2 separate regions of the Homo sapiens genome follow, and region 1 is linked to region 2. The links are chromatin loops, found by intact Hi-C in ENCODE. Cell type or tissue: endothelial cell of umbilical vein. All regions are shown on one strand. Links, peaks and the distances in the headings refer to the core of each region. The heading gives the core; the rest is flanking DNA. Region 1 has its middle 650 kb from the start of LINC01821. Region 2 has its middle 460 kb from the start of LINC01821.

Region 1 (16,558 bases), core at 5,568-13,567, 190 kb after region 2:
TACTGCTTTTCTCCTAAAGGCTGAATTTATAAAGCATCCTATGCTATTGTCTTAGATTTTAGAAATAACTGTTCATATTATTCTTTTAGTTCATATCTTAGATTATAAAGATTTTTCTTGATCAACATATATTATGTCAGTATCTAATGCAATCATACACATAGGAACAATCAATAGATAGCATATATAATTGACTGTATAAGAGCTTTTAAATTTATATTTAATTTTAATATGCACATGATAATCAGCACAACATCCTTTAGGATATATTTAATGGTAATGATTACCTTTAGTGCAATAAGTGTACTAAATGTGTGATTTCACTTATGTGTACATATAGATTACATAAAGATTTATATCACCATAAATTTTTTATTATATTTGTTAAGATATAAAATTTTTGATAGCTTCCCATTGATATTAAGATAATACCCCAATTTTTTTAATAGCAAACATTCAAAGGTAGACGGTTAGTATAGGGATTCCATTGCATGACTATTGCGCAAATTCACATTTCATACTCTGTCTTCATGACAAATTATTACTTGCCTTTAGATAATATTTTATAAATACATTTATTTATGTAGTTGTAAAATTACTGTGTAATTGTAGTGTCTCCTATTAGAATATATGATCTATAAGAGAATGCCTATTTTGTAATAGTAATTATATATTTGGTTAGTAATTTATTAATGTTCTCAATATAATGTCCTAATTTTGTTACATGTAAAGCTCTATCAATTGTATCAGCTAGATATTGTATTGATATTTATTCATTTGTTTTGTACTATTATGAAAACTTTCATCTAACATATGACTCAGATACCTAAGTCATGTGAATATCTCATAATAAAGTCATCTACCAAGAATTTAGCAAAATATTCTATATAAGCAATTTTTTTAACACTCACGCCATCTTTTCACCCTAACATAGAGTTAGTCAGGGGTTTTGATGAGATGGCAGATGATTAACGTAACAAGTTTTTTTTTTTCAGTCTTATTTGTGAGAAAGTTAGAACAAAAATTACTGCCTCTAATCAGAATAAATCACATTTAAAATATGGCCAAATACAGTCTCTCTTGCCTTATGTCTCCTCAAGTTTTCTTCTGTCACTGGTACCGAACAATCTTTATAGGGCAACATTCATCAGTGCTGTCTACTCAGCATCCAAAGGGGTAGGAACAGCATCAGCAACCTCTGAGCAACATGCACACCTTGGTTTCTAATCCTAGATTATTATGTAAAACACTGTTTTGAGGTTGAATTCTAGAGCAACTCCAAGAGTTTTGCAAATCTATTGTTAATAGTAAAGATGAAAAATATTCCTTTTACTACTCCTCATAGTACATATCTTGTCATCTAGACATTTGGATATCTTACGCTTTCCATGAATTATGGAGCCATAGACTTTGGCCTTTTCCTATAATGCATCTAATTCACTAGTTATGCAATTCCCTTTTCTTTTTATGGCCTCAGTAACCTGTGGGGATAGAAAGAATTGCCAACAAATTTGAATGTGAAATATTTGAAAGGTCAAAGCTGTAAAAAACTCTACTTAATTTTTAAGAATATTTTAGGTACTAAATTCTGTTACTAGTGAATATTAAAATGCTAAAAATAATAAAAGTAGTTAATTCTTGTCCTAACAATTTAAATGACGAGTAATCGATGAGTGTCTTACTCTTCTAAATCTGCACATTTTCATTCAGCTATAAAAATGCTTTAAGGACATTCTTTCCTGTTAATATCTGTTCCCATTTCTAATCTACTCCTATTATCTCATAATTGAATGAGGAATAATTCTGTAAATTCCTTTTTAGCTGCACTTCTTATTTGAGAAGACAATAAGAAAATTTTTTAAAACTGTTTAACCTTGGATCTTTTTTTCGCTTTCAATGGCTTTATCTGCAAAACTAGCACTTTTAAATAAGTTATCTCCAATACCCTTTCCAACTCTGAAATTCTAAACATCTTGGTATGGTTTTATATCTCTACCTGTATTTGAAGATAATATGCACCAACACTGTAGAACCATCTTATATTTATCCCTTCTCCTTGAGAGCAGACTTCTTGTGCCTTCAAAGGTGTGATTTCTCCAATCTAATAAATTAATCTAAGGACAGAGATAAATGAATGTAGGGTAGACTACTTATATGACAACAATTTTTGTTCATCATGATTTTGATTTCCTAAATAAAGTAAAACCACCTTTATTTTTCAGTCATTTTAAATAGCTCTACTGTTGTTTATTTAATGCCTTGAAGGAAGTACAACGTAAGGAAATATATTTGTTACATATGAGGGATTCCGAGAAAATTCTGTAAATCTCATTACATGGCATTCCATCACTATTCTCCCCAGGCAGTTTGATTTTATGCCCTATTATAGATCAGTTGGCATCTGACAATTATTTGGCTCTCTGAATCACCAAAAGTATCCCTATTTAGAAAACAAATAATATGATATCTACCCATTACTTCATTTCTATATAATCTTGTTTACAATTTTGGGGGACCATAACAAGAGACTAAGATCACAAAATTAATCTCTCAGCAAAATGTATGACAGAGCAAATTTCTATTTTTAAACGTTTTAGTCACAAAAGTAGAAAATATTTTTTTCATACAAATCGGTTTCCTTATATTTCATATCAATATATACATTATATATTACCTATTTCGATATTCTGATGACGGGGAAAAAAAACCTCCAGCCAGCTGCCAAGGACTGAAACACAGAAGGGAGGAAACCAAACCTAGTACTAAGGTTTTGTTAGTAAGGAAGGAAACAAAACCTTACCAACAGAATGTGTGAAATAATCAAAGAGAACCAAAAAACAAACAAAACCATTTTACATGATGGCTGAGTAAAACAGAGTGGTTGAGAGATCCTTTGTTTGTGTCCTGTATCTTAAAGTGAAAGAGAAAGATACATGCATTTATTAACCCTGGTTATTCTGTCCAATAATTTACCTATTTCTTTAGCCTGATTCTTGAGAAGCTCACCTCTAAGTATGCCCTATGTATGCTATCTTACTTTGACTCTACGACCCAAAAACTGATGTTTTGTTGCCACAGAATTTTCTGGAAAAATATGTCAACACCTATAATTTGCAAATATGTATATTGCATATATGTTTTAATGAGGTAAGTTTTGGGGTAAAAAATGAGTATAGAAAAAAGAAAAAGGAATCACCATTCTATGTCTAACTTTAAAATGTATATATTTCCTGTCAGATAAGTCATTATATGAGCTTAGCTGAATTATTTTCTTACATGAATTTCAACACACATTAATAGTTTCATAGTAATAGAGGATGCATATGTTTCACATTGATCAATCTGCTGGCTATTAATCTAATGAAAAGCACTATTTCCTTCCTTGCAAAATTGTTTCCTGTGGATGTCTATAGTCTCCTAATGGCTAATACTCTCCAACAGCTACATTTTCTCAATCATTCAACCTCTCTATACAGATTTAGAACTTTATCAAAGCATAATTTTAGAAATAATCCTGTGATCTCATTATTTAAATAGTCTTTGAATCTTTGTTTTGCCAACCATATGTTACATAACGTTTTAAAAGCAGGTATTGTTAAACCTGTGTTATATATACATTTTCCCCCAGGACATTGTCAGTTATCATGAATCTGTGGGATTCTAAGTGAAATGTAAAACAATAGTTTGAAAGCTATTATACATATATTTTATTTTTTTCAGATGCTAGCCAATGGGAAAAAAAACTGAAATAATTGAAATGTGAAACTCCTGGGAAAATAATAATACAATGTCCTCTTTTAAAATGCCTCAAATGCAGCTCCTAGTTTAGAACTGAATATGAACAAGGACTCAGAGCAAATATTACATGGAACTTATTCTCTAATAGAATGGTATGTAGTACCACGAATAACCCAGGGCAAGAGGTGCTATGAGTATTTTGAAAACACGTGTACCTCCTAACACTTCTTCTGTTGACAACTGTCTTAAGAATATGTGTCCCAAATTAAGAGGAGGTGTTTGTATAAGTGCTAGAAAAAGAAGGAAAATAGGAATGACTAATAAGAGTGAAATACCAATTCTACTCAGTCTGTCCTTCTTATTGCACTCGTTAAACTTCTGTGCACATGGATTGCTGAGATCTGCTTGAATCTAAATGCTCAATTTTAATTGATATTTTCAAATCCCAGTATATGTTCCACCGACATCTCATTACAATTTGATTCTCCTTCTCATATTTCTCAAAATAAGACAGCCCACGTTTTAATTTTTCAACCCCTAGACACCAGAGTCTTTAATTTTGTGCCACGCTCATTGCAGAGGCAGAATCAGCCACCTGGTCCCAGAATCCTAGTTTCACCCTGGTCATTCCAGGCCTTAATCATACTCTCTCCAGAAGTCCTTAATTAGGTACTAAATGCTCCCTCCAAGGAATTGTGTCTTATATTATTATCATCCATTTATTTGGTGGGAATTATTTTTTCAGAAAATCATAAGAAAATGAGGTCTTTGTATTTTTTTTCTAATTTGGTCTCACAGTGTATCAGTGGAGAGTGGCTATGAACTTCAGCCCTGCCATGATGGGGCTCTGGGGGATTTGGTCATGGATGTTTTCAATTTTCAGGAGATACATTTTTTTTCCTGGTGGGCAGTTTAATGCCTAGGCATCTGACTCAAGTCCAGGTGTCCTTCTCATGGGAAACTTGTGTATACTGGCAGTCACCTTTGTTTCTCTTGTCTGATCTGTGTCCTGTTTACTTTTATCAGAATAACCACTCTCTACAAGAGCCTTGTCTGCAAGAGAAGTTAGGCTTGAGTGTGCTGGTCAGGTGAGACACAGAGGAGGCATACAAAAAATGAAATAACATAGGCAGTTTTTTACCTACATATTCTAAAAAGAAGAGGGCTTTATGCCTCACAGGACTGACAGGAAAAGGGGAGTCATCTGGCACAGGCATGGTCAAGAAGCAAGTGGCAAGTGGAGAGAAAGAGAAAGAGAAAGACAGAAAGAGAGAGGGATCTGTTAGCCATCAAAGCCTTTATTGGGGTCCAGGGAATTAACCTAAGCAGGTCTTTTTGTTGTTGCTGTTGTTTTATTTTGTTTTTTTTGGGGGGGGAGGGGTTTCTACCGGGTGGGTTTTGAGCAGCAGGTTGAGTTCCACAGAGTCATGCTGTAATTAAGAGGTGGTTACAGCAACATATATGTGCAATCTATGAGAGGAGTGGGATCAGTGGGGCAAGTCAAATAAATTATAAATAAATCATAGCTAGCAGTTCCACAGGAAGGTGATCACCAGGAGGTGGTTGTATAAGGCAAATAGTTGGATTGACCACACTGAGAAACTGGAAGGAGGTGGGGAACTAGAAATTGTCCAGGGTGACTAAGCCCGGCTTCTGTTATGAGAAAGTTAAACCTGTATTTTACATGAATGCTGAGACAACATTCAACTTTAGGAATTTACTAGAGAACATTATATCATATATGCTTTGTGACAGAAAATCAGATAGAGTAGGAGATATCTTAATGAAATTAAAATCAGGTTTTAACATAAGAAGAGAACTCTAAAGAGTGCAGGACAGTACTGGGTACCTATAAGGGAAATATATATCAGAAGATATTAAATATGTTGACATTGGTCCTAGAGGATTATTTCTAGCTGTAGTCATTTGAAAAAGACATCCATTTTTTCTGACCCCAGAATAAAATTAGTAAGCAGAAATTGTAAGAGAGAATGGTATAATTTTTTGAGGTTTACTTGGTATTTATTATTTATATCCTTTTTACTCCACTGCCACCTTTGTTCCCTTTTCCTTCAGCCACCCCCTCAGCAGGTGAAGGTCTCTATTCAGGGGATACTCAAATCTGCATTTGGGAAGGGTATGAACCTTAGGGAGATCCTTATTTTATTGGTTCCCATGGTCTTCCTTTGACTTTTACCACTTGACATGGCACAATAACAGGCCACTTCACAAGATTTCTGGGTTGGAAAAATATCCTTCCATCAACTGCATAATCTAACAGGAAGTCCAGTTCCCCATTATAATCAGTCTAATATTCCCAGTCACTGTGGTAATGTCCTTTTTGACTGTTTATTCAGGGACATAAGGAATTTGAAATGGTCAAAAGGCAGTTCTTAGCTACAGGAACGTGGTTGTGTCTAATGGTGGAATAATACTGCCTTTGGGATCTCAAACTTCTTAACCAGCAGAACCACAGTTGAATAGATGATGATCAAACTTTTGTGAGCGAATTACTAGGTGAAATGTTAAGAGATGCCACCCCCAATCCCACCCTTTGGATTCCAGAACAATGTATTCTCATCACGGAAAAATCAAACACCTAAGATGTTGCTGGTCCAGAAAAGATAACCACATCACAAACAACACACGCCAACCTAGAAAAGTGTTGCTTCTAACTCGGCCCTGGAACTGAGTGCTTTATAGTCCAATTGCTTCCAGATGGTGAGATACATGGTAAGAGCAGGGAACCCTTTGAGTGCCTTAATGCTTGTGCCTGGACATGAGTTTCTTGTTGAGAAGCAATAATGTTTGAATACTGAAAATGGTGTAATTTTTAAGTGAATACATATTCACCACTTTGTATAAAAAATCAGGCATCATAGTTGCACCAAATATTTCAAATGGCCTATCTGAAGATATATAGTCACATGCTATGTAAATTAAAATTGAAATTAAGTGGAGGCTACTATCATTAAATTAAATGGAGGGTATTATAGTGAAGATAACAACATTTAAGATGAGTATCAGCTATGAAGTTTGCACCCATTAAATGACACCAAGTTCTTCATCGGTGTAACAACAGACTAATGAAAAGAAAGCAGGGGGATTGAGAAGCACAGCAGTGCCAATGAGTCACTGGGTAGGGAACTTTATATAGGTCATTCTAAATATGGAAACAAAATATTAAAATATTTGCCATCCCTGATTTTAATACATAATATATATTTTATATGTGTATATATATTATATAGGTATAATAAAATATGGTGGTTCTAGGAAAACAATATATAAAATAAATTCTAGTATATATAATAAGATGTATACTATATATAAAATATATACTGTATGATAAGATATATACTATATATAATATGTACTGTATGATAATAAGATATATATTATATATAATATATACTGTATAGTAAGATATATACTATATAATAATAAGATATATACTATATATAATAAAAAGATATATGAAAAAGGAGTATCACAAGCCAATGAGGAAAGTTGGAATGATTATTTATCAAATAATATGATGATGTTTCACTAAATTTGAAGAAAAGTGAACTAACTTTGTGCACTAATACAGGAATTCCCAAAGGAAAAAATATAGAAGTCACTGAATTAAGGTAGTAAAAAGTGCTTCTTTGAGCTCATAAGTACAGTACAAACCTGCTATAAGTTAATTTGATGAAAAAGTATGTTAAATAACAGCTAACACATCTAAAGGGTCATAAAAGCTCCAAAAGAGGCATTCTAATTCAATTTCTTCCCATACAGCTCCAAACAAGTAGGACTGTAGTAATCAGAATACTATTAGATTTTCCATATAAGTAATATCACTGAAAAATCAGAATTTGAATCACCTGACAAAGATTTGCATACCAGAGCTTCTTTTTACATTAAAAAAGTATAACTTGAATGTTATCAACCCTTCACATATATTATTTACATACTCCTTTCTTAGCAGTAGTTTTCTGGAAAGGATTAGCAAAAAAGTTTCAGGTTAGAGTTAGGATCATCAGTCCAAACATTTAAGAAGTTTCATCACAAAGCATATTTGTTTCAAGTGAGTTATTTAGGTCTTGGACTTCTACAGCTGCTATGGGCTTTTATTTGCATTTATTCATAAAATAGTTGCTTTCCAAGCATCTATCTTCAGGAAACCTAAACTGTGCAGAACTGAGGATTTCCCTCAGAAGATCTTCCTGTGGGCTGCAGCATCAGCTCCTACCAGAGTTTCCAGCCTGTCCTTTCTCATAGCCTGATCTATGAATTTCAGACTTGCCTAGCCAGCCTCCAACTCATGTAAGTCAATTCCTTGCAATAAGTCTCTCTCTCTCTCTGTTTTTTCTCTCTCTATGTTTCTCTCTCTCTATATATATATATAAATATATGTATACATATAAATATATATAAACATATATACATATAAATACATATATTTTTTCTTTAAATTTTCCTGCTGGTTCTATTTCCCTGATGAATCCCTGGCTACTTGGCTACTGATACAGGCCTACAGGCTTTTATATCTTTATGATATAATATATAGATAGATATACACACATGTATATACAAATGTAATGTGTATATACTACAAGCGTACATGTATATTTCCTTTTTGCCTCCTTCAGAATTTTTGAGAATAAATTTTACTTAAATTTGAAAACACAATTGTCAAATAGCAAATGAAAATGTATTGAAATATTTGTGTTCATTTAATTCAATAGATAAAATGGACAATATATATTGTTTCTCAAATATTTTGCTAAATACATTGTTCATTCTTGAAATTGAAAAGACTACCATCCCCATGGCAAAGAGTATTAATTAGTAGCAATAGCACTTTTTAGAAACAAAATGGTATTTCTTTATGAATTCTACCATAAATTTCTTTATGAATTCTACCATGTTAGCTAATTGTTAACATTAAAACTGAATATGTTAATAAATTGAAAAGGTATCAAATTATATTTTATTTAGAAATACTTATTGCCTGTAACAATTAAAATATAACAATAATTTATTTATAATAATAGAACAAATTAATTGAAAGTAATTAAGTTATATCCCTGTGTAAAAGATAAAGAGAATTATCTGGTATAAAGTGATTGCAATAAGTCATAATCAGACTGTGTGGGAACAGTGTACACTAAAGTCAGTGGGCATTACAATATGATGTTACCATTAAAGAGTGCTCTCTGGTGGCAAGCGCCACACTTACAGTCTTCTGAGCCAAAATAAGCACAAGAGACATAACAAATTCTTGTTTCCATGTTGCTAAAACTGAGCAAGCTTACAGTGAGAGCCAGAAAAATATAGTTGCAGTATAATTTCAGTTGTTATACATGTTTGTATAGTAATTTTAAAATATTTTGTTAATATTTCATAAGATATTGTAGCTATCAATAATATTTACAAAAAAAAGCACAAGCAGAAAGGATTGAAGCAAGGGGTGCATGCTACATTTTGATTGAGTAAGAATACCATCTTCTATCATCCATGCTAGCACAGTGAAGCTTCACCACAACTTTTCTCAGAGAATTTAAGCTCAGAAAAGCACATGCCTCCTCTTCATGGATTTATTGAGCAAAGAAAGACTATTTTCCAATAGAGTTGAGGTTAGGCTGAACTATCAGTCAACCATGAGATAAAATCTAATAGCTATGCAGTGAAAAGCCCTCTATCCAGACCTTTCTCCTAGTGTCACTGACCTGCTCTTGAGCTTGGAACGTCTATTTTGCAGTATATTCTACTTTGAGAGATAAAGAAGCCCTCCTCTAAAATGCCAAGTCCCACTGGAAATTTTAGTTTATTCATTCATAATTTATTCTCTCAAGAATTTACATATTTGAAGGAGAATTAACATTGATTTGCTAATGGACAAACGTGAAAATGCCAGGGCTTAAAAGATAAAAATATTCAAGATTGATAATAAAAAAAAACTAAATGGTACATTTTGAGTAAGAAGAAATCAGAAGTAAATATAAATAAAAGACAAGAGATGAGAGCCGGTCTCCCTTTCCCTTTTCCTCCCTTTTTCCCTCACTCCTTCTCATCTATGCTTAACAGGGCACATATCTTCCACCTTTTTTCTCAGTGAAGTGATTATGACAAAGAAATGGACCTGAAGTTTTATTTTTAAAAGATTTTGGGGAGTTACTCAAAAGAGAGTGACAGTAATGCATCATTTTCCCAATGCCTGTATTTTCAGATGTTCTGGATAATTTTACTCCTTGTTCCCATGCCAACTGTGATCCACAGTTACGATTCCTTCCTTCTGTCTAGTTTTTGGAGATGGATTGAATTTTCATCATGGGCTCATAGTGGTCACTGAAGAATTCAGTGTTTGGGAAGAGACCACATTTAAAAGGGAGCCTTCACATTCCATATAATAATGATTACTGACCCTTCATGTTACACTTACTATTGGCATGACCCTCTTTTAAGAATGTTTCTCCATCTCATTTACTTCTCCTCACCAGAATTCTATACATAGGTAATAATTTTGTCCACGGATGGAAAGCAAAAGAAAAAAGAGATACGACAACATACCTATGGTTATATAGCAAGAAAGTGAAAGTGCTGCTTGAACCAAAGTGGTCCATGATCTAAACCGCTGTATTGTCCTACCTCTGTGAAATCTATACAATTGAGAAAAACAAAGAAACTGGCTACATCCACCAGTGAGGGAGGCGATTGATGCATATTCTATTATAGCCACAGAAAAGCAACCTCTCATTTTCTTTGTTTGCTTCATTACTGAGGCACAAAGCTGGTCTTATGATTACCATTGTGTTAAACAAACAAACAAATGAACAAAAAGACACCGAAAGCCCCTGAGGATGTTGATACTGCACTAAGCTGGCAGCTGGAGCTTATCTTTACTGACAGGCAGGTGAACTACACATGTTATAACTAGTGCTTTCTTTGTTTTAAAGTATCACACTTCCTTCTACTTAAGGTAGTTATAAATCTGATGTTTGTGTTTATTATACACATAAAATAGAGAAATCAATCAACATTAGTCTGAATTGAAAAGTATAGGTCAAATATGATCAGAATTAAAACCATTAGCTAGAGAGAGGAGAGAAGATGAGGAGGCTGTTGTATGGAACAATGTACCATAATGAGTCACAAATAATATCAATGTTTTACCTCAATCACAAAACATGAGCAAGGTCTATATGAAGAATTGTACACCTTGAGATGAAGTAAATTGTCACGTCGTTGGCCCTGTCAGAAACCACGGAGAAGAGCATGGAAGCAGAGTTTACTAAGAAAATAATGAGTAGTCAGAAAAAAAGAAAAAATTAGGTTTTGATAGGCTTTGACAGAGAAAAAAAAAAAAAAAAAAACACTGAGAAAGGAGTAACCAGAAACTATAGTACAAGTTACTGAGAAATTGAATATTGTCCCTAATCTGAAGGATGTACATTATTTTGTCATTTTCTATGGGAGGCAAACAACACCAGAGAAATTTTACCCCACTCACAATTTTAGCTAAATGGATCCCAACTCATAAAAACCATAAATAGGTATGTCTGTTCTTCCCATAAAGAAAGAAGTAGAAATGACAGAGTTTAAGGTAACAGATTCTCATAATATTTACCAGTATATAACAGATTCTTTTAATAATTACAAGCACAAAATTCACGATGACCTTTATATTATTGTATCTAAAGAAAATCTCAAATTCCCAGTGGTTGGTAAATCTGCTAAAAATAGAACCAACAAGCAAAAACAAATGGAGCATGTCTCACAAAATTTTGAACTGAAAACAAGGAGAAAAATCAGATGCATATGTCTGGGCATATAATGATGTAAAATAATTAATCAGATTTTGAAAATAATTGAGCAGATTTTTCACATTATTTACACAAATAATGTATGTGTTTGAGTTATGTCCCCCAAAAAGATATTTTCAAGTCCTAACCCCAGAACCTCTGAATGTGACTTATTTAGAAAATGAATCTTTGCATATGTAATTAGTGAAGATGAGATCATACTGGAGTAGGGTGGGCCTTAATTTAGTGTGATTGGTGTACTTATAAGAAAATTAGAAATACACACAGGGAGAATGTCAAGTGACAACAGAGGCAGAGATTGAAGTGACCCATCTTCAAGTTAAAGAATGTCAAAGACTGTGAAAACTGTTGACAATTATCAGAAGCTAAAATGCAAGAAGGAACTCTCTTCTAGAGGTTTCAGAGAAACATGGTCCAGCTGACACCTTGATTTGAGATTTAAAGCCCCCAGAAACGTGAGACAATACATTTCCATCGTTTTAAGCCACCTAATTTGTGGTACTTTCCTATGGCAGCCCTGGGAAATGTATATAATGTATATATTTATTTTTAAGATGTTGCATTAATCATTTCCTCAATATGAGCTATTAGAAATTATTTCTATCTCATTATGTTTCAATGAGAAAGAGACAGAAGTAGTAAGAGGGAGGAAAAAGAAAAAAAATGAACCAATGAGAAGAGAGAGACAGTGAGAATAAAAAGCAAGAAAAGAGAGGCATTGCCTCTCTGAAACTTCTAATAGTAGCTTAAAAAAAAAAGAACAACTTTGGTGTTTTTTCTGTTGAGAAAAAAAAAAAGAGATTATTTTAGTCTAGAAAAATTTATATTCTATAGTGGACATGTCTAGTCCTCTGTCACATATCCTCTACCTTCACTTAATTCCAGTTCTTACTCATTGCTGTGGCAATGAGCTGCCTTAGGTGCAATCTGGTACCACTCCACCTTGGCTGAAATACTTACCTCTTGATTTCTCCCCCAGTATTTCTCTGAGAACATAGGACTCTAACAGGAGTCCGCTCAGTCATTCTGGTTTGATCACAAACCTGAAATCACAAGTGGTTAAGAAAACCTAAGAAAATTCTTCACCAATTATAAAAAGAGTCTGCGGGCATATTGTCATGCCTTCCTTGTTTCAAGGGCTCAAGTTGAAGGTGCGTTCTACAAGGCACCCCAAGAGTAGTCAATAAGATTTATGAGCAGTTGCCTACATAATTAAGCAGCTCAACAGCATACTCTTAAATTGGCTTTTAATCTTCTCTGTTTAACACTCCCAAGTCTCTTGCTACTGTTCCTTAGGATATCACTTGCTAAAATAAGCTATCTGTATGCAAGTCTTTGTTTCAAGGCCTTCTTCAAGCAAGAAGTTAGGCTAAGAAACATTCAGTTACCTAGAATACTCCCCTCTACATTTTGTAGAGATAATAAAATACTATTTTTTTGCTGAAAGAATAATATAATTCAATATTTACTAGAATTTTTATTTAGTACTGATAAAAGCTTCAGGTAGAAAATAATGTAAAACTCATTATGATTTAATAAAGAGGTTGAAAACATCTTTTATGATATATAACAAAATCTGTGGCTATTTAGTTCTATTATGCATTTTTCTCCTTTTTTTGTCAAAATGTATACAAGAATAAGCCAGGCAGTAATTATTTTCTTCCTACTCTATATTATAATATTCTGATTGTCTTTGAAATAAAGTGAAAACAATGGTAATCATTAATATATACAATAATGAGTATATCATATATACATTGAATTACATATTTATATATTATAAGGCATCATATTACATTTTAATAATAATCTTCATATATATAGCATTTACTGAGTGGTTATGATTAACCTGGAAATATTCTTTTGCTTTACTTGTATCATTGTGTTTAATCCTTGTAAAAACCTTATATTAAACATACAACTATTTTCTTGTTTCATATAAAACAAGCTGAAACACAGACATTGGAGACACAGCCATGCATAATGTATCTCTTTATCCCAAGTGACCACAATGCACCTATTTATCTCAAGAAAACAGAGCTAAAGTCACCTATTCTAATATCAGTGGGGTTTTCTGTTGTTGTTGCTTGCTGTGTTTTGTTTTTGCCTTGCTTTACTTGTATACTACTTTATAATTATTCAATTATCTCATTATATTTACCCTTAGTGACACAGAATGTCTCATGCACCTTGTGGTGAGGGGTAGGGGTTGCAGGATTGAGGACAGTAACAAACATAGGTACGTAAAGACAAGCCCTGAGATGAATTTGTTGACTCACTGACACCTATGATATGGCACTTCACAGGTGTCTGCGCACATGTTATCTGTCCAATATCCTTTGGCACTAAAGATTTGAAGTTCTTGATAAAGCTCTTGAAAAAGATTTGAAGTTCTTGATAAAGCTCTTGAAAAAGATTTGAAGTTCTTGATAAATCATTTCTGTTTTTAAATTACAGTAGTGCCTGTGGAGAACATCAGTGATTTTAAAAATGACACTAAGAAGAATACCAAATACTTACAGTATATCTACTTTGTTCCATAAACATAAAGAACATATATTTTTATATGTATGAACTCATGGAATACAATAAATCTGTGAGACATACATTACTGCTCTCACAATTTATACAAGAGAAAAATCTAAGTACAAAAAGATTGTATCATTTGTTCAAAGTCTAGTTAAATAAAGGAGCTGTTCAAATTATAGAGCTGAGATCCAATGCAAGCAATTCCAGGTGCTTAACCAGGACCTATTCTGCCTTTGTTTTACCAGCACCACCACATACAACACTCAGACATATACACTAGTGTGTAGGTACATTTACACAAATATGTGCACATCAATACAAAATAAATGAAAAAAATTGTGATCACTCTTTCATATAATAAAATTTTGGAAAATCAACAAAAGGCTAAAAATTTCATCAGCTAAGATATGCAGATTTATTGTAGAAAGCAAAATTCAAGAATAAATTTGTTATATATTACCATTCATGTTAAAACATAAATTTTAGCCGGGTGCAGTGGCTCACACCTGTAATCCCAGAACTTTGGGAGGCCGAGGCGGGAGGATCACGAGGTCAGGAGATCGAGACCATCCTGGCTCACATACTGAGACCCGTCTCTACTAAAAATACAAAAAATTAGCCAAGCATGGTGGCAGGTGCCTGTAGTCCCAGCTACCTCGGGTGGCTGAGGCAGGAGAATGGCATGAACCTGGGAGGCAGAGCTTGCAGTGAGCCAAGATTTCGCCACTGCACTCCAGCCTGGGCAACAGAGCGAGACTCTGTCCAAAAAAAAAAAAAAACCATAAATTTTAAAAATATTTCAACAAAATGCTCTTTAGAGAAAACATATCCAAAACATAATAATTGAAATGATCAAAAGCTAGAACTTTGGAATAGATAGATATAATACACATATACTAACAACAAGAATTCAGGGTTGTATGAGATAAAATAAGAAAATAAAAGATGTTGACAAATAAATAAAAGTGTTAGAGATATTTACATGGTGATACTAGACTCAAATAACCAGAACGATTACAATCCAAAATTTGTTTACCTAATATAATATTTTCAAAATAATTTTGGCAAAAGTTAATAGACTTCCAGGGAAAAACTGGAAAACTGAAAACTAATAAATCCAACATTATGCAAGTGATATTAATTGAGATCTCTCAATTATCAATAGAACAACCTGACCAAAAAATAAAGTATTTGAACAACATGTTACAAGTTAGAATTAATGCCTTTATATAGATGCCTATTTACAACAGGCAAAAAAAAATACCATTCTTTCAAAAACTGACCCTATATGAGGCTTTAAAGAAAATTTGAACCTGTCAAAGATTTGATATGACACAGAAAATGTTCTTTGAAAACAACTACATTAGATTAGAAATTTATAATAAAAAGATTAAACATTAGGAATGGAAAGGCATATCATCTTCTTCGATAAGAAAATTTAACACAATAAAGATTTGAATTTTTACAAAGTTAATTTATAAACCTATGTTTGGCAATGCCTAAAAAAATTACCTGAAAATGTATTCTAAGAGCCCATACAAAAGACAATCAGTAAAATGTAGAAAGACATGTGCAAGGCATATTACATTCTACATTACAACACAGTCTATATAGTAAAAGACTGGAAAATATAGAGGACTTAATGATAACTGATATTATGTCCACAAAATGGAAACATACATAGTGTTAAAAGGAAATAACACTTCTATACCCTACACTGGAATACTGATCAAGCTGTACTGTTAAGCAAAAAATTCAAGTTAGAGAAATATATATTTGATATTTTACCATCTGCCTATGAAATATCGAAACATCACACACATGCACACATGTATTTACTCATATCAAAAAGCTGTAAGTAACAATTAAACAGGAAAAACAGGTATATATGTTAAATGATATAATGAGATGCAATTAGCAAAACTAGATTACCAAAAACTTTACAGAACAAATGATGCAGTTTCTTTTTTTTATTTTGTTTTGTTTTGCTTTGTTTTCAACACAGAAATAACCACAAAAGCACTGTATGAGGAATAACAGAGAAAAGAGTTCAAAGGAATCCTATATTTTAAAACAGGATTTAAAGAAGCAGTAAATAATAAAACAAAACACTAAGCAATAACAATCTATGGGTCTTGTTTGGCTCCCTAAAATAAAATAATTTTTATAAGATACAAATTAAATATTATAGTATATTTGGACGAGAAAGTGGAACTCTTCCATACTGCTGGTTGGGAGGCAAATTTTTATGTCTACCTTGAAAAATTATTGCAAGAATCTAGTGAAGCTGAACAAATTCATACCTATGACAACATAATGCTCTTTCCATTTATATATAATAGTGAATGTACACATCCATTGAAAGACTTGATGTACACTTTGCAAGCATTTCAGAGGCTGTATAGTTAATACTTGTGTATTTTATTATACCCTAAATTATGATTCAATAAAACATATGAAATCTATAAGGCACTCTGTCT
Region 2 (16,558 bases), core at 5,707-13,706:
TCAGGATAAGGGGAATTTGGGCAATTTGTGGTTTAGACAATGATGGTATCTGGTCTGTGTTCAGATATGAGTATAAAACTGTCTTGTTTTTTCCCTATTCATCATGGTCACAAAGTGATCTTATCTGATGAATGTCCTGTAAAACAGTTTATGTTCTACAGAAGAATAGAAAGGCCCCCAGCCTGGGCAACATGGTGAAACCCTGTTGTCTACAAAAAAAAAAAAAATGCCAGGCATGCATGGTGGGGTGCACCTGTGGTGTGCACCAAGCTACTTAGGAGACAGAGGCAGAGGAATTACCTGAGCCCAGGAAGTTTAGGCTGAAGCGAGCCATGGTCACACAACTACAACTGCACTCCAGCCTGGGTGACAGAGGAGACCCTGTCTCAAAAAAAAAAAAAAAAAAAAAAGAAGAAAGACTCAGCTGATATTGCCAGACGACCAGTTCCTGAATGTCAGGTATTGCATTTCTTTTTAATAGTGTTTTACAGCAGGTCTAGCAAATTTCAAATGTGTTGCTATATTATACAAATACAGATGAATGTAATAGTTTTCCTACTCTCCATTACTGACATGGTCTCATCACTATTGTCTTCTAGACCTGGAAGTTCTTTGCTTCCTTTGCAATGTCAGTGGACATTTTGCATATTCAGTAAGTATAATGTATATTTTTAAAAATGAGAAAATTATATTTTCTCTCATAAACATGATAGTGTTCAGTGTTTTTTGTTTTGGATAATTTCTGAACTAAAATTTTTTAGATATCCTCCACTTTTGATCAGCTTTCTTTTTATTTGCATATCAAAATTGTTACCAAATCTTGTGGATTTTAACCAAGAAATATGTCTTATATTCGTTCTAAATTTTCATTCTCCTTGCCTAGTTCATACCCTTGGCATTTACTACATTGCTTCAAGTATTATCTTCATCTTCATCCATTTATTTTTTTTTCCTTTCTAAAACACAAATTGGATTTAGTCATGTCATGTGATAAGTGAGTGGCTTAAGATGATTTGAAGAATTTAAATGGACTCTGTCTTCTAGCCATTCTATATGATAGAATCCTGGCATATTTTATACACAAATACTTGTATCTTACTAATAGATTACTTAAGCCATAGTGATAACCCACACAGAGTTTCTCTCATATCAACCACACATCTTCCTATCTCCTTACTAATGGCATCCCATTGTTTTTGATATCTAAGATAGAAAGTCAGTTATGGAACTTTTAGCTTTTCCCTGGAAAACTAAAAGTTTAAAGACATAACACAGTCAGGCTGTGTTACCATCTCGTCTGCCAGACTGCTGCTCTTTTAAAATTCCAATCATGGTACAACACACTTTGGGGTAAAGGGAAGAGGAAAACAATACAAAAACTCCAATTCAAACCTGGGGTTCTAGGATTATAAATAGATGGACTTGTGCTGCCTTTCAGAGTATTCCTTCACTGAGTTCTACCAAGTAGCTAGAGATTTTTCAAGATATCCTGTATCCAGAAAAGAAAAAAAGAAAAAAAAAACAAAAATTTGAGACATCTAGCTAACATTTGACTTATCCATATTTTCCTGTTGGTGTTCATATATTTCTACTTTTTTCAATCAGTTTTGTATGAGGTACTAGAAACCAATGTTTTCCACTTTCCTTTTAAATTCTCTCAGGTTTACCTAAAATATTCATTTATGTGTTTAAAATTTTAATACATTTTCATTATTTAAAAAGTAAAATATAAACTCTTCACTATGAAATTCAGAAACATTATATCTTTTATTCTTACAAGATTGTTAACATCATGAACCTATCACTTCATTTTTGTACTGTACACTGTGAAGTTCTGTTCTAAAAATAAATAAAGTAATGAAAAGGACAAAACGAAAGACTAGCTGAATTAAATTAGCACTTAATTGAACTTACAAAGCTATGTCTCTACACAATAAAGTTTCAATGTATTTGGAACACTCATTTATAATTCTCTCCCCACTTATAATTACCCCCATGTTTAGATTGCATATACTGCTTCTACATTGGTCCTTTCTTGTCAACAAATAAATACATTCAGGTCTCTCATATTGTAAACATAGTTCCTCCTCTCTATTTTCATGCATTGCTTTCTCATTATCCTGATCTTCCCACTTAAGACTAATGAAAAAGGAGACTAAACCCACTGTTTCTATTTCCTCATCTTGTATTCACGCCTCCCACCATAGCTGTTTCAACCTTACTACTCCATGAATACTCTTAATGAAGTATATACTATTTTCATGGTTTTTCAATCCTGTAGGCAACATCTAATTCTTATTGTTATTGATCCTGCTTCAGCATATGTTATTTCTGATTCTCTTCTGCTTACAAGTTTCTTTCTATTCACTATGAAAAAAAAATATGTTTTAGTTTTCCTCCCACCTCCATAGTAAGTGGCTTCTTTTTATTTTTTGATTTTTATTTTAGATTCAGGGGGTATGTGTACAGCTGTGTTACAAAGGTATATTGTGTGATGATAAAGGTTGAAGTATGATTGGGTCCTACACCCAGGTAGTGAGCATAGAACCCAATAAGTAGTTTTTCAACACTTGCCCCGCTCCTTTCCTTCCCCTTCCTGTAGTTATCTTATTTTTCCCATCTTTATTTTCATGTGTACCCAATGTTTAACTTCCATGTATGAATGGAAAAATGTGGTATTTGGTTTTCTGTTTCTCCATTAGCTCACTTAGGCTAATGGACTACAACTTCATCCATGTTGCTGCAAAGGACATAATTTCATTTGGGTGTGTGTGACTGAATAGTATGCCATGGAGTAAATGTACCACATGTTCCTTATCCAATCCACTGTTGATGGGCACCCAGATTGATGCCAAGTTTTTGCTATTGTGAATAGTACTGCAGTGAACATATGGGTGCAAGCCTTCTTGGTAGAATATTTATTTTCCTTTGGGTATATACCCAGCAATGGAAATCTTGAGTAAAATAGTAGTTCTGTTTTTAGTTCTTTGAGAAATCTCCAAACTGCTTTCCACAGTGGCTGCACTCATTTACGTTCCCACCAACAGTATATAACTGTTCTCTTTTCTCTGCAGCCCCACCACGTCTCTTATTTTTGACTTTTTAATGGTAGTCATTCTGACTGGTGTGAGATGGTATCTCATTGTGGTTTTGATTTGCATTTCTCTGATGATTAAAGATGAAGAGCACTGTTTCACATGGTTGTTGACCATATGTATGTCTTCTTTTGAGAAGTGTAAGTTCCTGTCCTTTGCCAATTGTAATGGGGTTAGTTGTTTTCTACTTGTTTATTTCAGTTCTTTATATATTCTGGATATTAGATCTTTGTTGGATGCATAGATTTTGAATATCTTTTCTCATTGTGTAGGTTGTTTTTTTTTTTATTCTGTTGATAGTTTCTTTTGCTGTGCAGAAAATCTTTAGCTTAACTGGGTCCTACTTGTCAATTTTTGTTTTTGTTGCAAGAAAAAAAAAAACTATCTAGCCATAGATTCTTGTCAAGGCTGATGTCCAGAAGAGTATTTCCTAGGTTTTTGTCTAGGATTTTTATTGTTTGAGGTCTCGCTCTTAGGCTTTGTATCCTTCTTAAGTTAATTTTTGTATATTAACTTTAGATGGATGATAGGTAAAGGTCCAATTTCAATCTTCCGCATATGGCTAGCCAGTTACCCCAGTACCGGTTATTGAACAGGGAGTTTTTTTCCCCATTGCTTATTGCCATTCTTTAATCGTTCATCATTTTAAAAAATGTTAGAATTCCGCAGGAGTGTATTCTGAACCTATGCAGGTGTTAGTTTGTTCCCCACTCTAAACCTCTTCATATCCTTCTCTACCCTACTTTCTGCTTCCTGGGGTTGACCCCCACTCTGCATCACCCAGCCTTCCTGTCAGTGTTCCCTCCCTCTACTCACTACAATGCTATTCTGGTACATCTATTTCATGCCCCTAATACTATCGGACCACCTCTAACCCTGAAATTTTTAGAACTAGGTGTTGTAAGAACTTTCCACTCTTGTTATTTCCATGATGCCTCAACGTTCTCTATTGACTTCATAATGCTGATTGTACTTGTAAAATAAAACTTTCTTGAAAATCGCTGTTTATAGACTTACGGCAATATTGGTTTGTCAAAACTAACACTCTGAGTGATAAATAAATACAGGTTATTTTCCCTCTGTACACTTCCTAGGTTTGAGCTTAATACTTACATTTCCACATCCTTGATTTTCAGCAATATCTTTACTAAATTCTCAACCAAAAATTCCAACTGTTCCATTTATATATTCATCTGTAGGTCCCACAAACACCCCAGAGGCACTATTCCAAAAATATTCCCTTCAAACCTGCCCCTCATCCTCCCTTTGATATCTCTCTGAATAACACCAATTTCCTTATGAGCTGGAAATCTTTAGTGATTTAACATCACTGACAACTTTCATAATTGTTCTGAAAAGAAGCATAGTAATATAATCTGGCACTTATAAAGATCAAAATCAGCCCAAATATAATCCCAAACATTTGAACAAACATGAATTACTCACATATTAATAATGACTATATAAATTTTGTCAATTTTATTTTTATAATTAGTTAATAGGATTTAATTTTAGTTTCTAATAGTTTTAATAAATTCATTTACTTAAAAACAACAAAACTAAACAGATATTTATTTATGATATTTAATTGGTTTAATTAAACAGGCCTATGAGGAGTCAGGCTGCTTAAATGATGAGACTTTTACTAAATACCTATTACTTACATTACATGTTAATTACAGAATTTTTAAAATGAGAAAATAACTGGAATTATGAGCATTGGTAGTATAAGTCAAACTTAATAACAGATCCATATTTATTATCAGACCTTATTCTAAATATTCCAGTTAGAATTTGAAGCAAGAAATATTTATGTTGCCTACTAATCAAGTCAAATACACATCCTGGCTTGTAACTAAAAATAATATTTTATTTTTTTAAATAAAAAAACAGCCCTGAAAAGAAAGAGGCACTTATTTATCCTGAATTCACTAATGCTATATAAAATTTGCATTTTTATTTCACATAAGGAAACACTAAACTAGAGTTTTAGTGACTATTTTATAACTTAGTTGCTGTAATGCAAATGCTTTTGCAATATAGCAATGTAATAATTTTATTTCCCATCTGCAGTTCCCACTTAAAAACAAAGAGAATTGAACTGAATGTAGGAGCATGGTAATAACAATACATTTTGACATAGAGAAATTTAGTTTATAAAGTTCTCTTCTAAATATTATTTTAATTTTTTCCTGAGAAAGGTAAAAAAATGAAACCAATTGGCACAACAAGAGCCAGACAATACTAAAGCCCTCAGTTTGTTTCAAATTTGTCCTATTCAATTTTTTTATTTTTAATTTTTATGGTTACATCGTAGGGTATATAGTGGGTGAATAAATTTATGGGGTACATGAGATATGTTTTTTCGTTATTTGTCTCTATTCAATTGTTTTTATTTTTAATTTTTGTGGGTACATAGTGGGTATATATGTTTATGGGGTACATGAAATATGTTGGTACAGGCACACATCATGGAACATTGGGTGTCTATCGCCTTGAGCATTTATCCTTTGTGTTACAAATAATTCAAGTAATTTACATATTTTAAAATGTATAACTATTATTGCTGAATTGACCCCTTTATTATTAAATAATGACCTTCCTTTTTTTCTGCTTACAGTTTTTGTCATGAAATCTATTTCGTCCCATGTAAGTATAGCTATTCCTGCTATTTTTTTTTTTTTTTTTGGTTTCCATTGGCATGAATGTCTTTTTCCGTCTGTTTATTTTCAGTCTGTGTGTATCTTTATAGATGAAGTGTGTCTTATAGGCAATAGATCATGGAGTCTTGTTTTCTCATTCATTAGGGCACTGTATGTCTTTTAACTGGAGAATTTGGTTAATGTAAAGTCAAGGTTATTATTGATAAGTAGAGACTTACTCCTGTCATTTTGTTATTCTCTGGTTGTGTTATGATCTTCTCTTCCTTCTTTCCTTCCATCCTGTTTTCCTTTTAGCGAAGGTGATTATCTCCAGTGTTATGCTTTAGTTTTTTGTTTTTGATTTCTTCTGTATCCATTTTATTTTTTTATTTGAAATTATCATAAGGCTTGCAAATGCTATAACTCATTATTTTTAATTGAAAACACCTTAGCATTGATTGTTTAAACAAACACAAACATGGAGAAAAAAAACTAATAATAACTTTAACTTCATCTCCACTTTTTAACTGTTTTCTCTCTTTATGTCTTATGGTATTGTCTATTTCTTGAAAATTTGTTGTAGTTATTTTTTATTGTTTTATTATATAGTGTTTTTACTTAAGTCAAGAGAAGTTTATATAACATAGTTACACTGTTATACTATTCTTCTGTTTTTCTGTGTGTTTACTCTTACCAGTGAGTTTTGTAACTTCAGATATTTCTTATTGCTCATTAACATCCTATTCTTTCATATTGAAGAACTCCCTTCAGCATTTCTTGCAGGACAGTTCTGGTGTTGATGAAGTCCCTCAACTTTTTTTTTGCCTGTGAAGTTCTTTATTTCTCCTTCATGTTTAAAGGCTATTTTCTCTGGATATACTATTCTAGGGTAAAAGACTATTTTCTTTAGCACTTTAAATATGTCATGCCACTCCCCTGGCCTGTAATGTTTCCACTGAAAACTCTGCTGCCTCTGATGTAGTGGAGCTCCCTCGTATGTTATTTGTTTCCTTTCTCTTGCTGTTCTGAGGATTCTTTCTTTATTCTTAACCTTTAGGTATTTCATTATTAAATGTCTTGAGGTAGTCTTCTTTGGGTTAAATCTGCTTGGTGTTTTATAACCTTGTTGTACTTGGATGTTGATATCCTTTACTAGGTTGGGGAAGTTCTGTTATTATCCTTTTGAATAATATTACTACACCTGTATTTTTCTTTACCTCCTCTTAAAGGTCAAAACTCTTAGATCTGGCATTTTAAGGCTAATTTCTTGGTCTTGTAGGTTTGCTTCTTTGGTTTTTTTTTTTTTCCTTTCTGTTGTCTCCTCTGATTTTGTATTTTTAAATTGCTTAACTTCAAGTTCAGTAATTCTTTCTTCTGCTTAATCAATTCTGTTATTAAGAGACTCTGATGTGTTCCTCAGCATTTTGGTTGCATTTTTCAACGCTAGAATTTCTGCTTCATTCTTTTTAATTATTTTGATTTCTTTGTTAAATGTATCTCATAGAATTCTACATTTCTTCTATGTGTTATCTTGAAGTTCTTTGAGTTTCCTCAAAAGACCTATTTTGAATTCTCAATCTGAAAGATAACATGTGTGTATTTCTCCAAGAGTGGTCCCTGGTGTCTTACTGATTTTATTTAATGGTGTCATATTTTCCTGTATTGCTGTTGATCCTCGTAGATGTTTCTCAGTGTCTGGGCAATGAAGAGTTATGTAATTATTGTAGTTTTCAGATTGAGCTTGTTTATGCCTGTCCTTCTTGGAAAGGCTTTCCAGTTATTCAAAGGGACTTGAGTCCCAGGCTTAACAATGCTGTGGTTTTGAGAGACTCCTACAGGTACCACCTTGGTGATCTTGAATAAGAATTCTCTGGACTCTTGTTCATTTCTCTTACTTTCTTTTAAACAAATGGAATCTGTCTTTCTGTACTGAACCACCTGGAACCGGGAGGGCGGGGGCAGTGGTGGTGGTGATGCAAAGCACCCCTGTGGCCACCACCACTGGGACGGTCCTGGGTTAGGCTTGAAGCCAGGGTAGCACTGGACCTTCTTCAAGGCCCTTCCCTTCAGGATAGTGAGTTCCCCCAGGCCCCAGGCATTTCCAGAGATACGGTTTGGGAGTGAGGAAATTGGAGTCAAAAACCTGAGCAATTTATTTGATATTATCTTCTGCTGTGGCTAAGCTGGCACTCAAATCACAATACAGAGTTTTTCCTGCTCTCCCTTCCCCACTTTCCATAGGCAGAGGAGCCTCTCCCTGTGGCCACCACTACCCCTAGTCTATGAGGGCTTCTGCCAGGCCACCATCAATGTTCACTTAAAGACAAGGGCTCTTCAGTGAGCTTATGGTGAATGCTGCTTGACCTGGCACTTGCCCTTCAGGGTAGTGGGCTCTCCTCTGGCCCAGAGTAGATCCAGAAATGCTGCTCAAGAGCCTCAACCTGGATTTGGGGATGCCAAGAGCCTACATGGCTGAGCTGGTACCTAGGGAGCAAGATAAAGTCTCCTTTACTTTTCCCTCTGCTTTTATTAAACAGAAGTATTTAACTGTAGCCACCACAGTTTGGAATGTGCTAGGTCATCCCTGAAGCTGGAACATTTCAGTGCCCAAGACCCATAGCATACTCACTGGGTATCATGGTTGGTTATTCAGGGACCAATAGCTATTTAGTCAACAGGTGATGAATACTGCCAGGACTAAGTCCTATCCTTCAAAGTAGCAGATTCCCTTTTGGCTCAGAGTGTGTCTAGAAATGTTCCCAGGGAGCTACATCCTGAAATGGGGGCCTCATGACTCTGCCAGGTGCCCTGTCCTACTGTGGCTGAGCTGGTATCCAAGATATAAAATAATGTTATTTTTATTCTTTGCTCTCCTTTCTTTAAGTAGAAGGAAGGAGTCACTTTGTTGCTGTGAGCTGCACAGCCTGGGGTTGGGGGAAGAATGGCACAAACACTCCCTTAGTTGTGCCAGCTGGTGTCTCCCTAGGTCACATATCACCCTCATTCACTGGCTCTAAGCCCAGCCTACACTACAAGTTGTCTAGAAATTACAGTCCTTGTGTCCTAGACTGTCTTTCAATTTACCTAGAACCCCAGAGCACCTCAGTCCACAGTGGTGAGGCTTGCCGAGAAGCTCAAGTTCCAACCATTGGCATGGTTGATTTCCCTCTGGCTAGGGCTGGTCCAAATGTTCCCTCTGTGTGCAAGCACTGGCTGAGGCCAGCACAGTTGTATTCACTGGCTGAGGGCAGTACTGAGTTCAGTGTAAAATCCACCAGTCACTTTATTCTCCCTCTTCAAAGTGCACAGATTCCCACTTTATGCCACTAGGCAACTCCTAGAGAATAGGGTAGGGGTGTCATTGGAGACCAAGACTTTCTTTCCTGCCCTTCTCAATGCCTCTTTTCATGATATGAGGTTAAAACCGGGTACTGTGATTGCCCACCTGATTTTTGGTTCCTGTGGCAGTGCTTTTCCGTGTGCAGATACTTGTTAAAATTTGGTGTCCAGTGTGAGGGATGAATAGTATAGGCTTCTATTTCATCATCTTGCTCTGCCCTCTGTCCCTATTTTGAATCGGAATCTCCTGTACATTTCTGGTTCTAACCTCCCATTATACATTTTACAACTGTAGAAGTCTTCCCTTTGTTGAGATTCAAAAGTTTTAAATAAATTCTTGTTACGGCAATATGTTTTTCTTAAATTAGATAAAAATAATCTGTACACTTATATGAGTAACAATTTTTCTACTTCATGTTTTGGTTTTCGGTCATATAAGCAACCAAAAAACAGCTAAGAACAAATAAGCAGGTACGAAAATATATATTCACATTTTCCTCCTAAAAGTATACTGTTCCATATTCTCAATTATAAAAATGTTTTATTAAGTGGGTATGTTACCTACATTTTTTGTTTCAACTAAAGGACTACTCGCTTGTAATGAAGAGAAATAACATTACTCTGATAAGTAATATTTTTCTTGAAAAAGAAATCAATAATTCTGGTTTCTTCTCTACCTTCCCTGACCAGATACTCAAGTCAATATAAATTATTTGTAAGTAGTTTTTCAATTATACAAAGATACTTATATAGTATTTATATTATAAAACATATATGCAAATATGTTTAAAAAGATGTCATTTAAGTTGCTCTTTCTTCATTACTCATATTTTGTTTCCCTCTACTATTATTTCTTTTCCACATTAAAAGCTTTCTTTTACTTTTTTAAAAGCAAATTTTATGATTAAAAAATATTCTTAGTTGTACTTCATAAAATAACTAACTTTTAAAATTTTATTGTTAAAGAATATTTTTTCTGAACAAAAGATTTGGGATTGGCAGGTATTTTTTTCAACTTCAAATATAATTTGATACTCTCTTCTGGTCTCTATTGCTTCAGATGAAAAATTCACCTTTATTTAAATAATTATTTATCTGTATGTATTATGTTTTTGTTTTCCTTTATATGCTATCAGATATTTCCTTTCTTTTTTTGGTTTTTAGTAATTTGATTACAACAGGTCTGGATCTAGTTTTCTTTGATTTATTTGTTTGGAGTACACTGAACTTTTTGGATCTGTGAATTTATGTCTTTCATCAAATTTGGAGAGTATCAACTGTTATTTCTTTATGTTTTTCAGCAGCCATTTTTTCCCTCCCCTTCTGGTACTCTAAAAACATAAATATTGACCTTTGATATTGTCTATAGGTCACTTCTTTTATATTCTTAATTTTTACTTTCTCTGTTTTTCATTTTAGTTTCTATTGATCTATCTTCAGATTTACCAACTTTTTCCTCTAGCATCACCATTTTTCTACTGACAACTCTCTCTGTCCTAGTTAATTTTTGTTCCCATTATTGTTTTCCAGTTCTAGAATTTTAATTTGATTCTTCTATATAACTTTTATTTCTTTGCTAAGAACATCTACTGTTTCTTCCCCCAGACTCATCCCCAAAGTCTTTACTTGTTAGACGACAGTAATAATTGCTTTAGAATTTATGTCTGATAATTGAACAGGCTATCTTGTTGGTGGTGTTTGTTGATTTGCTTTTTCCTTACAAGTTGTTGAGGTTTCCCTTGTTCTTTGTCAGTCATATAGCTTGAATTGTATCATGGCAACTTTGAACACTATATTATGAGACTATGGAACCTATAAAAATCTTCCTGAGAATATTGATATGTTTTTATTTGTTTTAGAAGGCAGTCCACCTGAAGTTCTGACCTGAATTCTGGAGGACATTGTTCCCACACAAATGTTGTTTTTCAAATCCTTTGCATTGCTATCCTGGTTGGGCACAGATGTTGACATGGTTGGCTGTGACCCCACTCAAATGTCATCTGGAATTGTAATCCTCATAATCCCCACACGTTGAGGGAGGGACCCAGTAGGAGGTGATTGGATCATGGGGCTGTTTTACCTCCATGCTGTTTTTGTGATAGTGAGTTCTCACAAGATCTGGTGGTTTTATAAGGCAGTTTTCCCTGCTCTTGTATGCTCTCTCTCATCTGCTGCCATGTAAGATGTGTTTCTTCCCCTTCTACCATAATTGTAAGTTTCCTGAGGCCTCCCCAGCCATGTTGAACTGTGAGTCAATGAACCTCTTTTATTTATAAATTACCCAGTCTTGGGTAGTATCCTTATAGCAGTGTGAGAATGGACAAATACACATATGTACTTTTCAAAAGCCATACTGGGACCAAGGCAGTGGTAAACATAGTAATTCAGTTCTTTTTTTTTTTGAGGCAGAGTCTTGCTCTGTTGCCCAGGCTGCAGTGCAGTGGTGCAATCTCGGTTCACTGCAAGCTCCACCTCCCAGGTTCACGCCATTCTCCTACCTCAGCCTCCCGAGTAGCTGGGACTACAGGCACCCGCCACCACGCCTGGCTTTTTTTTTTTTTTTTTTTTTTTTTGTATTTTTGTAGTAGAGACGGGTTTTCACCATGTTAACTGGGATGGTCTCGATCTCCTGACCTCGTGATCTGCCCACCTCACCCTCCCAAAGTGCTGGGATTACAGGCATGAGCCACCGCACCTGGCCCATAGTAGTTCAGTTCTAAAAACTTGGTGCTTGATTCCATCCATCATCAGGCACATGTAGCTTGAAGATGAGTTGCAAAACAATTTTAAGGCTCCCTTTTTCCATTTCTATCCCTTCTGCTATCTATCCCATTCTCAAATTTTTATGGGTCCCCTTTCCTGGTGTTCTGACCTAAAAGTCAGGTCCCTAATTTTCCTATATACTTCCTGCAACAGGTAATGATTCCTGGTGAAACAACAAAAGAAAAGAGCATGCATGAGCACCACTGCTTCTACCTGATGAATAGCAAAAAGGATTTAAAAAAAGGCCTCTTCCACTCCATTGGGACTACCTTTGAAAACAGTGTGAAGTTGGGGGCTGACATTTCTTTGTTAGCACACAGGAGTACAATATCTCCAGAAAGTCTTGGCCACACAAGTAGGAAGGAAATTTGCCATTCTATGCAAGTCCTTAAAAGTTAAAAGTACTTGGTTATGACTTGTTTATACGTGGGACATTTGCCTTTTTGTGCCTGGATCTTGCAACTCAAATAGGCTATATTTCACAATAGCCCTGTTAATTTTACAAAGATAGTTTCCTTATACTTACTTGAAGTGATAAATTGCTTCATCATGAACACATAACCTTTTGTTGTGACTTCTTGGCATAAACAGTTTCAATATATCTAATATATACTGTCGCAAAGAGTAGTTTTTCTACAATGTTGTAAATTCACACTCTTAAAAAATATTTTAAGTCATTTTAATTTTGTGTTGTTTCCCAACATTATTGTGACTATCAATTATTTTACCAAATATTTATTTCATAAATCCTTAATAAGAATTTCTATTAATAAGTTTATTATGTATGAGTGTATCAAGAGTTATAATTACATTTCATCACTAAAGAAAATAATTTAACTTGATAGAAGTTGGTATAGCTTCCTCCATAATTACATAATAACTTGCATTGAGTTTCAAGTATAGAAACGTTATTTCAATTTCTAATAATTCCTTGTACTTAAAATCATGGTGATTTATAAGTTGCCATTACAAAAGGCAAACATTTAAATGAAGGAAATTGATCTCAGAGAAAGCCAAGTACATAGAGTCAAAAATTGACTGACTCAATTGTCAGTCAATTCGAGAAATAAAGTCTCCCATCAATAAGATGCTGGGTAATACTCAGGTAAATTGTATAATTAAGATTAATATACACTCTTATTATTTTTGGAATCATGATATTTAAAACTTAATTTTTAGTATTTTTGATTCATGGTCTGAGTACAGAGGCCTTTCTAATGAAGTCATTTCATGCATCAAGGATGTTCATGGGGGTGAGAGTAGTTCTAATTATCTATTGCTGCCTTTTGAAGTACCTAAATACTAAATTGCTTAAAACAACAATTTTAATTTGCTCACAATTTTGAGTTTCATTTTTGGAGATGTACTTGTCTGGGTGCTTCATCTCTAATCCATATGGAATGGTTGGGGATGGAATGATTAAGATCCACTCCCAAGATATCACCTTTTCTCACATATCTGTCAGCTTGGTGCTTGTTCTCTCTTTCTCTTCACAGGACCCTCCATTTTTTAGGGAGTCTCAATATAGCTTGGGTTTCTCTTGCATTAATTGATCAAGGCCCTACACCTAGAAGTGGCATGGGTAGAAATTTTATGTCAGACCCTCTATCTTCACTCTCAAAGTCACCCATAACTGTTCTACATGTTGCTTTTCTTCACAAAGCTTTACATTAAAATCAAATGAATAAGCCCAAATATTTGCTAAAATATTCTATAAATACTCTTTTACCTAACATGGCCAAATAATAGTATCCTTTGGTTAATATAAAATTATCATATAAGCAAGATGCATAGCACTGTTAAGTAATATTACAGCAAAGTTATATTATTTGTAATGTAATAAACTAACACTGTAAAATCAAATTCTTGTTTAAATTCCTTGTTACAAGTCATTTTAAGTTTGTGTGATTTCACAACATTATTGCCACTATCAATTATTTTACCAAAAATCCATTTCAGATATTTTAAGAGGAATTTCTAATTAATAGTGTCAGTTATTTGGGTTTATTATGTATGAGCCATTAAGGCTTGTAATTATATTTCATTATTAAAGCAAATAAGTTGATCAAGGTTAGTATAGCTTCCTCCATAATTATATTAAAATTTGCATTAAGTTTCAAGGACAAAAATGTTTTATTTTCATTTCAAATAACCACGTGAACTATCTAAGCATATAATGCTTTGCTATGCCTGTTGGACTTGGTAGTTCTGCCGATGATGACTATTTCAAAGCATTTAAGAAAATAATGGGTTGATTTTCATTCATCTTACTTCTATGACAAGAAATATAATAAATGAAACTAATTTCAATTTTATAATGTAGTGCTTACTCATAAAGATACTAAAAAGTAATTAGAATGTAGATATTTTTTCTTCAAACACCCTCCAGTCTGTATATTTATTTAAATATTTTGCAAGCTGAAAATAATAAGGCATTTAGAGCTATGAATATTTCTACTGCTTTGGGGACTACTCTAAAATTCAGTGAAATTTTCTTACTAGTAAAATCCAAACTGACCATAGTTCAAACCTAGAGTTTATTTATTCTCTGCAAAGACATAATGACATCTTCAATACCAAACATTTTTGTTACCACCAAAAAAATTAGTGAGGGCTGGTAATACATAACTCTAGTTGTGTATACGATCTGAGATGAGCTATCAATCACAGTAGAGAGCCCTGGGGAACAGGTTAAGTCACCATGACAAAGCAGAAGAATCACCAACTACAGAATAAAAGTTTGAGTGAAGACCACAGATTATTCCTTATTAAATAGTTCATTCCAAATTCACCATGATAGTGCTGCCATAATAAAGCAAAAGTCAACACATGTTTACCACATAGTTTTTCAAGAAACAAAGATGTGTACACATTTTTTTAAAATCATAATTCAATTAAACATAACTGGAATGATACAATTTCATAGTTTAAAGAGTTAGGCTTTGGATATAGAGCATATTCAATTATCCAAAATATTGCTTTCCACTTGATTTCAGAACAAATGAGACATCAATGTGTTAATAATTAGACAATCAATTCTTGTATATTTTTATTTTTACAAATGGGGTCTTTCTCTGTTACCCACTCTGGAGTGCAGTGGTGCAATCATATCTCACTATGGGCTCAAACTTGGGCTCAGGCTATACTATCACCTAAGCCTCTTGAGTAGCTGAGACTACAAGTGTGTGTTATCATGCTCAGCTACTTTTTTTTGTAAAATTTTTTTGTAGAGATGAGATTTCACTATGTTGCCCAGGCTGGTCTCAAACTCCTGGGCTCAAAATATCCTCCTGATCCTCATTACAGGTGTGAGCCACCATGCCCAGCTCAGGATACAAAATCAATGTGCAAAAATCACAAGCATTCTTATACACCATTAACAAACAAACAGAGAGCCAAATCATGAGTGAACTCCCATTCACAATTGCTTCAAAGAGAATAAAATACCCAGGAATACAACTTACAAGGGACGTGAAGGACCTCTTCAAGGAAAACTACAAACCACTGCTCAAGGAAATAAAAGAGGATACAAACAAATGGAAGAACATTCCATACTCATGGGTAGGAAGAATCAATATCGTGAAAATGGCCATACCGCCCAAGGTAATTTATAGATTCAATGCCATCCCCATCAAGCTACCAATGACTTTCTTCACAGAATTGGAGAAAACTACTTTAAAGTTCATATGGAACCAAAAAAGAGCCCGCATTGCCAAGACAATCCTAAGCCAAAAGAATAAAGCTGGAGGCATCACGCTACCTGACTTCAAACTATACTACAAGGCTACAGTAACCAAAACAGCATGGTACTGGTACCAAAACAGAGATATAGATTAATGGAACAGAACAGAGACCTCAGAAATAATGCCACATATCTACAACCATCTGATCTTTGACAAACCTGAGAAAAACAAGCAATGGGGAAAGGATTCCCTATTTAATAAATGGTGCTGGGAAAACTGGCTAGCCATACGTAGAAAGCCGAAACTGGATCCCTTCCTTACACCTTATACAAAAATTAATTCAAGATGGATTAAAGACTTAAATGTTAGACCTAAAACCATAAAAACCCTAGAAGAAAACCTAGGCATTACCATTCAGGACATAGGCATGGGCAAGGACTTCATGTCTAAAACACCAAAAGCAATGGCCATAAAAGCCAAAATTGACAAATGGGATCTAATTAAACTAAAGAGCTTCTGCACAGCAAAAGAAACTACCATCAGAGTGAACAGGCAACCTACAGAATGGGAGAAAATTTTTGCAATCTACTCATCTGACAAAGGGCTAATATCCAGAATCTACAATGAACTCAAACAAATTTACAAGAAAAAAACAACCCCATCAAAAAGTGGGCAAAGGACATGAACAGACACTTCTCAAAAGAAGACATTTATGCAGCCAACAGACACATGAAAAAATGCTCATCATCATTGGCCATCAGACAAATGCAAATCAAATCCACAATGAGATACCATCTCACACCAGTTAGAATGGTGATCATTAAAAAGTCAGGAAACAACAGGTGCTGGAGAGGATGTGGAGGAATAGGAACACTTTTACACTGTTGATGGGACTGTAAACTAGTTCAACCATTGTGGAAATCAGTGTGGCGAATCCTCAGGGATCTAGAACTAGAAATACCATTTGACACAGACATCCCATTACTGGGTATATACCCAAAGGATTATAAATCATGCTGCTGTAAAGACACATGCA

Evidence for each region. Peaks named below come from ENCODE experiments on the same cell type or tissue, not always from the same donor. Only the 100,000 strongest peaks of a DNase experiment are listed, where the experiment ranks them.
Region 1: it touches region 2 in a loop (21-fold over the local background); 3 of 110 quality-filtered maps call a loop at or near these places.

Annotation. Positions count from the first base shown.
Region 1 is chr2:193,687,953-193,704,510 of GRCh38, reverse strand. No RefSeq gene overlaps it. Among named protein-coding and RNA genes, the nearest start is that of LINC01821, 650 kb to the left of the region's middle. In endothelial cell of umbilical vein, for the core only: a CTCF peak has its summit at 8,946 (motif pointing left); a DNase peak (open chromatin) is centred at 8,930.
Region 2 is chr2:193,877,779-193,894,336 of GRCh38, reverse strand. No RefSeq gene overlaps it. Among named protein-coding and RNA genes, the nearest start is that of LINC01821, 460 kb to the left of the region's middle. In endothelial cell of umbilical vein, for the core only: no CTCF peak of the experiment used is centred there; a DNase peak (open chromatin) is centred at 8,736.